Regions from separate parts of the Homo sapiens genome. Here region 1 is linked to region 2. A link is an interaction called in ENCODE POLR2A ChIA-PET data of the cell type or tissue named here. Cell type or tissue: PC-9. All regions are shown on one strand. Each heading gives the region's core, and the rest is flanking DNA. Links, peaks and the distances in the headings are about the cores only. Region 1 overlaps CNOT1 (CCR4-NOT transcription complex subunit 1). Region 2 has its middle 9.0 kb from the start of CNOT1.

Region 1 (4,391 bases), core at 230-4,229, 54 kb after region 2:
TACAGAATTAAGCAACTCCTATGTAGTGCCATCCTTGGGCAAACAGATAGGTTGTTAAAAACTTCTTGAAAAAGTAAGTTCTTATTTTAAACTAAAATTTGGTTTGTTTCAGAGTTTAAAGCCTGCACCCCACTTATTTGCCCAGCTGAGTAAAGTGCTCAAATTAAGCAAAGTACAAGAGGTGAGTGATTTATGAAAAGAGATGTAGACAAAACTAGAATTAAAAACAGCCATTTGACTCTTTGGTTAATCTAATCCTTCTTGTTTCAGGTAATTTTTGGCCTTGCCCTGTTGAATTCTTCCAGCTCAGATCTTAGAGGTTTCGGTGAGTTACTTTTTCCAAAAATATCACGAAGTGAGACTTTAAAATACGTGGGTTTTTAATCATGAGGCTCTGTGATTTAGACTTAGAGAGTAAGATAATCTGAAATTAATTTCTCTTTATCTGTGGTAAAAAACATGTAATATAAATGTTACCCTCATAACCACTTTAAGTGTACAGTTCCATAGGGATAATTGTATTCAGGTTGTGTAACATCTCTCTGGAACTTTATTTTGCCAAACAGAACTATGCCCATCAACAACTCTCTATTTTCCCCTCCCCACTGCCAGTCCCTGGCCATTGGTTTCTTTATACCTGTCAGCTAGAGAAAGCATTAGAGAGATGGGTGAACTGGTGAATGAGAAGGGTGATTATCTGCATTTTGATGGTATATGACTTTTTAACCCATTGTGGTGCAAAAGTAACTTGCGGTTTTTGGTTTACCTGACTTCTAGCTGCCCAGTTTATCAAACAGAAGCTTCCAGATCTTCTGCGTTCTTACATTGACGCAGACGTCAGTGGAAATCAAGAAGGTGGCTTCCAAGATATAGCAATAGAGGTCCTACACCTCCTCCTCTCCCATCTCCTCTTTGGGCAGAAGGGAGCCTTTGGAGTTGGACAAGAACAGATAGACGCTTTTCTTAAGACGCTGCGCAGAGGTAAGGGAGTCTTTGTAGCCTACAGTGGGTGGTTTTCTTGGATGACCACAGACACATCACAAAAGCATTCCCCCCTCCCCTCCCCTCACCCTCCCCTCCTCCCTGCCCTCCCCTCCCCTCCTCCCTGCCCTCCCCTCCCCTCCCTCCCCTGCCCTCCCTCCCCCTCCCCCTGCCCTCCCCTCCCCCTCCCTCCCCCTCCCCTCCCCTTCCCCTCTCCCTCTCCTCCCCTTCCCCTCCCCTCCCCCTCCCCCACCCCCACACCTCTCCCCCCTCCCCCTCCCCTCGCCTCCCCTCCCCTCCGCCTCTTTCTCTTTTTAAAAAAGAGACAACATCAGCTGGGCACAGTGGCTCAGGCCAATAATCCCAGCACTTTGGGAAGATCAGGCGAGCATGACACCATACCTAGCCTTACATGCTATTTTTAGCTTAAAAAATCGGTCACTTTTGATGTGCTCACTTCACCTCCTTGGATATCGGCATTGTAAAGTTAAGATAAATCCTAGTTATTTTGTTGCCTCTGAGCTTTCATGTTTGAGAAAGATAAGAATTCTTTTCACAACAAATCTGATAGTGGATTAACATCCATTCTCATGGTTACTTTTATTTACTTCTTAATGTTTATAGAGTTTAATTTTAATGTACATTAACATTCTCACTAATGGGAAACTTTCCACTTGCCAGTGAAATAAATAGACTGATATTCTAATTGTTTGTTTTTGATGCTTTCTTTGTATGGGAAGTGATAGCCCTATTGTGCAAATTTAAAGTAATATTTAGGGTACGAATTGGTCAGTAGATGGAATGCCAGTGTCAAATGTTAAAGGTACACTGATGAGCATTTTTTGTGATATAAAAGTATTCAAATTTTGGAATTGATGTTAAAGTCGTAACTTCGGCTAGTAGGCTGGAAAAATGAAATAAGCTTGGCTTTGAATATGAACTTGTGAGAGAATTGGGTTTGAGGGGATTTTGGATAGAGCAAAAGAGGATTGTTTGTTTTTAATTAGTATAGCAGTTGTAACCTTTTTCCTCTCTCAGATTTTCCCCAAGAACGCTGTCCCGTGGTGCTCGCACCACTTTTATACCCTGAAAAACGGGACATTCTAATGGACAGGATCCTGCCTGATTCCGGAGGGGTAGCTAAAACCATGATGGAGAGCTCTTTGGCTGATTTCATGCAAGAAGTAGGCTATGGCTTTTGTGCAAGGTTGGTAGTAAAATGTGTTAAGCTTCTGATTATTCTTGTGCCAAACATGATGTAATTCTTTAAAAAAAGTCTCTAAAATTCCTTAAAGTTAATCATCTTTTCTTCTCAAGAGGCATGCTTCTAAATTTTAATCTTCCACGAACTAGTGTGTGTGACAGCTGTAAACATCCTGGGTGTTAAATGTTTATCTCCTTCCCCTCACCAGTTTCTCAAAATTAGGAGCCAGAGGTTTCCAGGCTAGTTGCCACAATAGGCATATTTTGGCTTTTGGAAGGAAGAGAGAGCATTGAAGCAAGTTAGTGTTTATGGAACTTGTATCGCTTTACACTTAATGTGACTAATTTTCTCCTCTCTGACCCCCACCCCTCTAATTTCTTCATTCTGCCTTCTTCTGTGGCTTCCTTCCTTTTCTGCCTCTTGCGTATTTTTCTCACTTGCTTAGGGCACCAAAGGATATTGTTTCACACTGTTAGTAGCACTTAAGACTGTGATACACTGGATTATTAATATTTTTCTAAAAGCAAATTATTAAGGGGATTAATGTGCTTTGCTTTGACTTAAAAATCCTTATGTTTTAAAAACTCTCAGACAAATCACATTCTCACTGAGGTTTGAAATAGTGCATTTGTGAGTGTTGTACTTGTGCCTGGCATATAATTTTTGTTAATCAAACTGAATAAGATGCATAGTGAAAAGTTAGGATGCAGGCTGGGCACGGTGGCTCATACCTGTAATCCCAGCACTTTGGGAGGCCGAGGTGGGCGGATCACCTGATGTCAGGAGTTCAAGACCAGCCTGACCAACATGGTGAAGACCCTGTCTATACTAAAAATACAAAAATTAGCTAGGTGTGGTGGCACGTGCCTATAATCCCAGCTACTCAGGAGGCTGAGGCAGGAGAATCACTTGAACCCAGGAGGTGGAGATTGCAGTGAGCCAAGATCGTGCCACTGCACTCTAGCCTGGGCAACAAAGCGAGACTTCGTCAAAAAAAAGCGAGACTAACAAAAAAAAGTTAGGATGGATTTTCAAGGCTGTGTACATATCAGAATAATAAAACTCACTTTGGATGTTAAAATCTTAAAGAAGATTGAAGATAATTTTGTTATTGTGAAAGAGAGCATTACTCATGAGTCTTATTTTCTTCCACTGAATTTTTTTTTTTTTTTTGAGACGGAGTGTTGCTCTGTTGCCCAGGCTGGAGTGCAGTGGCACAATCTTAGCTCACTGCAACCTCCACCTCCCAGGTTCAAGTGATTTTCCTGCCTCAGCCTCCTGAGCAGCTGGGACTACAGGTGAGCGCCACCATGCCTAGATAATTCTTTGTATTTTTAGTAGAGATGGGGTTTCACTGTGTTAGCCAGGATGGTCTTGATCTCCTGACCTCGTGATCCACCCGCCTCAGACTCCCAAAGTGCTGGGATTACAGGCGTGAGCCACCACACCCGGCTCTTACACTGATTTTTTAAAATTGTTTGCCTGTTTTAAAAAAATTTTCAGGCTGGGCATTGTGGCTCATGCCTGTAATCCCAGCACTTTGGGAGGCTGAGGTGGGTGGATCACTTGAGGCCAGGAGTTTGAGATCAGCCTGGCCAATGTGGTGAAACCCCATCTCCACTAAAAATACAAAAATTAGCCATGCGTGGTGGTGCATGCTTGTAATCCCAGCTATTTGGGAGGCTGAGGCAGAGGTTGCAGTGAGCCAAGATTGTGCCATTGTACTCCAGTACTCTTGTACTCCACAGGAAGTGGAGCCCAAGCGGAAATACTTGCTCACCTCCTGCTGTGTGGATGATTTCTAACAGGCCACAGACTGATAACAGTCCATGGCAGGGGGTTTGGGAGCCCACTGCATTGTATCATTCTTATGCCTTTGCATCCTCATAGCTTATCTCCCATCTAACAAGTGAGAACATACAATATTTGGTTTTCCATTCCCGAGTTACTTAGAATAATGACTTTTGCCATTTTCTTACTGAAGTAGATGGTTTTTACATTCCTAGCTGTATAAATGTAACAAGAAATAACACTTACTGCTCTGCCTGTTTTATTTAGTAAAACTAAGGCTTTCAAACAAGGTTCATTTAATGCCAGAATTTCTCAATCTCGGTGTTGAGGCTGGTAGCATTTTTCTGAAGTTATATTTCTGTTTCAGTATTGAAGAATGTCGCAATATAATCGTGCAGTTTGGTGTTCGGGAGGT
Region 2 (4,391 bases), core at 164-4,163:
GGGAGGCACGTGGCTACCAGGGGCATTACACTGCTGACATGAGCAACCTTTTCCGAAGATACCAGTTCAACGTGGCCACCTGGGTAAGTGGTTGGTGAGGTGGGATGTGGGATGGTGAAGGCTGCGATAATTATTATAGATAATGCTTCTCTCTACCTTTGCAGCTAGTCCAGTCCACCATCATCTCTCGCCTGGACCATTACAATCTACCTCTAATTTGGAGATTCCTGATTCCACCCTTGTTCTCCTATAGTCTTTTCCTCTTGCAGCAGCCTTTATTTATTTCTTTATTTCTATTTTTTTTTTCTGAGACATAGTCTCACTGTGTCTCCCAGGCTGGAGTGCAGTGGCACGATCTTGGCTCACTGCAACCTCTGCCTCCTGGGTTCAAGTGATTCTCCTATCTCAGCCTCCCAAGTAGCTGGGATTACAGGTATGCACCACCACACCGGGCTAATTTTTGTATTTTTGGTAGAGATGGGGTTTCACCATGTTGAGGAGCCATAGAAGCCTATGTTCTCATGGCCTACAGGGCCCCACATGTTCTAGCTCCTCTCTGACTACATATTCCACCCCTCTCCTCCTCATTGCTATCACTGTCCTGCTTCAGCCTCACCTGCAGTCTTGCCAAACCTCAACCTCGGGGCCTTGGCACTTTCTGGTCCCCTGCTTGAAACCCCCTGCCACCAGATATCTACATGGCTTCTTTTCTCACTTCCTTTAGGTCTCTGCTGAACTCCTCTATCAGAGGGGTCTGCTGCCTACCTCCCCTGCCCTCTCACTTCTTTCTGTTACTCCAGCACCTATTCTCCTGCATCATGTTTTTGTAGCAATTTTACTGCCTGGCATTATTTATTTATTCTTGTTTATTCCACCTCCCCCCTCCACCGCCTTGTTTAAATGCAAGATCAATGAACTCAGTTTTGTTGCTGTAATTCCCAATACTTGGCACATAGGAGGCACTTAACACCTTTTTGTTGAATGAATGACTCAATACATAAACTTCCTCTACGGGCCAGGCACGGTGGCTCACACCTGTAATCTCAACACTTTGAGAGGCCAAGACCAGCAGATCATCTGAGGTCAGGAATTTGAAACCAGCCTGGCCAACATGGTGAAACCCCTTCTCTACCAAAAATACAAAAATTAGTCAGGCGTGGTGGCGCATACCTGTAATCCCAGCTACTCGTGAGACTGAGACGGGAGAATCACTTGAACCCGGGAGGTGGAGGTTGCAGTGACCTGAGATCACGCCACTGCACCCCAGACTGGGGGCCAGAGCGAGACTTTGTCTCAAAACAACAACAACAACAAAATCTTCCTTTACACTAGACATTGAGTATTTTACATACTTTATCTCATTTAACCCTCATGAAGATCCTCTACCCTATGTACCGCTGTCATCCCATTTCACAGATGAAGGACCTGAAGCTCAGAGAGGCAGTGTCCTAGTGCATGGTTACCTAGGGTAGAGCTGGAATATGAACCTCAGGAGGCTGACTCCTTTATTATTTATTAATTTATTTTGAATTTTTTTTTAAGCTGGGGTCTCGCTATGTTGCCCAGGCTGGTCTGGAATTCCTGAGCTCAAGTAATCTTCCTGCCGCAGCCTCCCAAAGTGCTGGGTGCTGGGATTACAGACATGACCCACTGCACACTGCACCCAGCCTCTTTTTTTTTTTTTTTTTTTTTAAGAGGCAGGGTCTCACTCTGTTGCCCAGGTTGGAGTGCAGTGGTGCCATCATAGCTCACTGCAGCCTCAAAACTCGTGGGCTCAAGGGATCCTCCTGCCCCAGCCTCCCGAGTTGCTGGGACTACAGGCATACACTACTATGCCCAGCTAATTAGAAGTCTGACTCCTGAGCTCAGACTGCAGTACTCAACGTACCTCATTCTGGCCTCCCTGGAAGCATCCTCAGGGCCAGTGTTCTGCTGGGTGCTTTCTGTGCTGAGGCAGTCTTGGACTGGGGACAGCACAGTCTTGAACCCGAAAGGGATCAAGGTGGGGTGAGATGCTCAGGTGGTGAAAATGAGGGACAGGCAGCACTTCCCCAGCATCCCCTATCCAGGGCAGGTACACCCTGGGCCCTACCTCTTAGGAATATTGGATGGCAATGGAGGCAGAGAGGAAGGCATGCAGAAGGGCCTGGCTGCCTCTCCTCTTTCCACCTCACCTTTCCTGGGTTACTGTCCCTGAGAAACCTCATTTGGAGTACAGTGTGGACCAGGGGCTACTGTGACTCAGAACAGTTCCAAGTGGAAAGGACTTAGAGATCATCCTAGCCAATTCTTCTGTTTTACAGAAAGATTCTGAGACCTAGAGAGGAAGAAACACTTACTCTATATGGGAAGGGCATGAACAAAGGTGTAATTGCCTCATCGTGGGTTCTTCCTGCCTGTTGCACAGACAAAATCAGTTCACTGAGACTGTGATATTGCAGGAGAGAGTTTTATTAACTCAAGGCTGGCCATGCAGTAGTTGGAGTTATTACTCAAATCAGTGTCTCTGAGAAGTCCGAGGCTAGGCTTTTTATGAACAAGTTGGTGGGCAGGGGGCAGGGAATGGGTTGGAGATGGTATCATAGAGGTGTGGAAAATGGTCCTCCTGCACAGAGTCGGCCTCCAGATGGGGCCACAGGACTGGTTGAGGCATGAGTCACAGGTTGGGGCAGGATCAGCCAGTTGCCAGAAAATCTGGAAAAAAAAAAAATCAGTTACAGGCTCACGCCTGTAACCCAGCACTTTGGAATGAGGCGGGCGGATCACGAGGTCAGGAGTTTGAGAACAGCCTGACCAACATGGAGAAACCCTGTCTCTACTAAAAATACAAAAATTAGCCAGGCATGGTGGCACGCTGTTACACTCTTATAATCCCAGCTACTCAGGAGGCTGAGGCAGGAGAATCTCTTGAACCCGGGAGGTGGAGGTTGCAGTGAGCCGAGATCGCGCCACTGCACTCTAGCCTGGGCGACAGAGGGAGACTCCATCTCAAAAAAAAAAAAAATCTCAAAAGACAAATCTTAAATTTTACAAGTGATGTTATCTATAGGAGCAAGAGGAAGTCACAAATCCTGTGGCCTCTGGCCACATGACTGCTGAGCATAAGGGATTATAGAAACTATGCTGACATTTAGCAGAATTCTGGCCCTTCCCATACTCCTAATCTTGTGGCCTTTCATTAGTCCTTTTTTGCTTTTTGTGTTTTTTTTATGTTTTTTTGAGACAAAGTTCTGCTCTGTCATCTAGGCTGAAGTGCAATGGCATAATCACAGCTCACGGCCTCAAACCATCTTCCCACCTCAGCCTCCCAAGTAGCTGGGACTATAGGAGTGCACCACCACATATGGCTAATTTTTTATTTAAAAAATTTCTTTCTTTTTTTTTTTTTTGAGATGGAGTTTCACTCTGTCAACCAGGTTGGAGTGCAGTGGCGTGATCTCTGCTCACTGCAACCCCTGCCTCCCAAGTAGCTGGGGTTACAGGCAGGCACCACTATGCCCGGCTCATTTTTGTATTTTTAGTAGAGACAAGGTTTCACCATGTTGGCCAGGCTGGTCTCAACTTTCTGACCTCAGGTGATCCACCCACCTCAGCCTCCTGAAGTGCTGGGATTACAGGTGTGAGCCACCATGCACAGCCTAGAGGGGGTTAGTTTTAAGGAAGGACAATTATCATCCTTGCTTTCAAATTAAACTATTAATATCAGGGCATGGTGGCTCACACCTGTAATCCTAACACTTTGAGAGGCCAAGTTGGGAGGATCGCGTGAGGCCAGGAGTTCGAGACCAGCCTGGTCAACATAGTGAGACCTCATCTCTTTATTTATTTATTTATTTATTTATTTATTTATTTATTTATTTATTTTGAGTCAGAGTCTTGTTCTGTTGCCCAGGCTGGAGTGCAGTCCTGCAGTCTCGGCTCACCGCAACCTCTGCCTCCCTGGTTCAAGTGATTCTACTTCCTCAGCCTCCCAAGTATCTGGGATTACAGGTGCCCACCACCACACCTGGCTAATTTTTTGTATTTTTAGTAGAGACGGGGTTTCTTCATGTTGGCCAGGCTGGTCTCGAACTCCTGACCTCAGGTGATCTGCCCACCTCAGCCTCCCAAAGTGCTGGGATTACAGGCATGAGCCACTGTGCCCAGCCCCTTCATTTCTTTTCTCTTATCTTTCACACTATCAATTACCAAAGCCCGACAATTTCACTTCCCACATCTCTTGTGGTCCCAGTTCTCCCCATTCCCACCGCACTATCTCCCCTGGACTCTTACAGTAGTTTCCTGGTTAGTTTCCCAGCCCTTCTTCCACATCACAGCCAGTGTGACCTTAAAAAAAAATGCAAATATAAGCCTGTCAGCTGCTCCACCCAACCCTTCAAAGGCTTCCCAGA

Evidence for each region. Peaks named below come from ENCODE experiments on the same cell type or tissue, not always from the same donor. Only the 100,000 strongest peaks of a DNase experiment are listed, where the experiment ranks them.
Region 1: POLR2A ChIA-PET joins it to region 2 with 5 read pairs; 12 of 35 experiments call an interaction of 5 or more read pairs at or near these places.

What each region holds. Positions count from the first base shown.
Region 1 is chr16:58,583,135-58,587,525 of GRCh38, reverse strand. CNOT1 (CCR4-NOT transcription complex subunit 1) reads left to right here. Exons shown (of 49, transcript NM_016284.5): 5 at 113-181; 6 at 271-325; 7 at 778-981; 8 at 2,020-2,188; 9 at 4,344-4,391. Among named protein-coding and RNA genes, the nearest start is that of SNORA50A, 25 kb to the right of the region's middle. In PC-9, for the core only: no CTCF peak of the experiment used is centred there; no DNase peak of the experiment used is centred there.
Region 2 is chr16:58,636,669-58,641,059 of GRCh38, reverse strand. No RefSeq gene overlaps it. Among named protein-coding and RNA genes, the nearest start is that of CNOT1, 9.0 kb to the right of the region's middle. RefSeq lists an enhancer at 2,654-2,713. In PC-9, for the core only: a CTCF peak has its summit at 2,602 (motif pointing right); DNase peaks (open chromatin) are centred at 1,019 and 2,659; H3K27ac peaks cover 899 bases.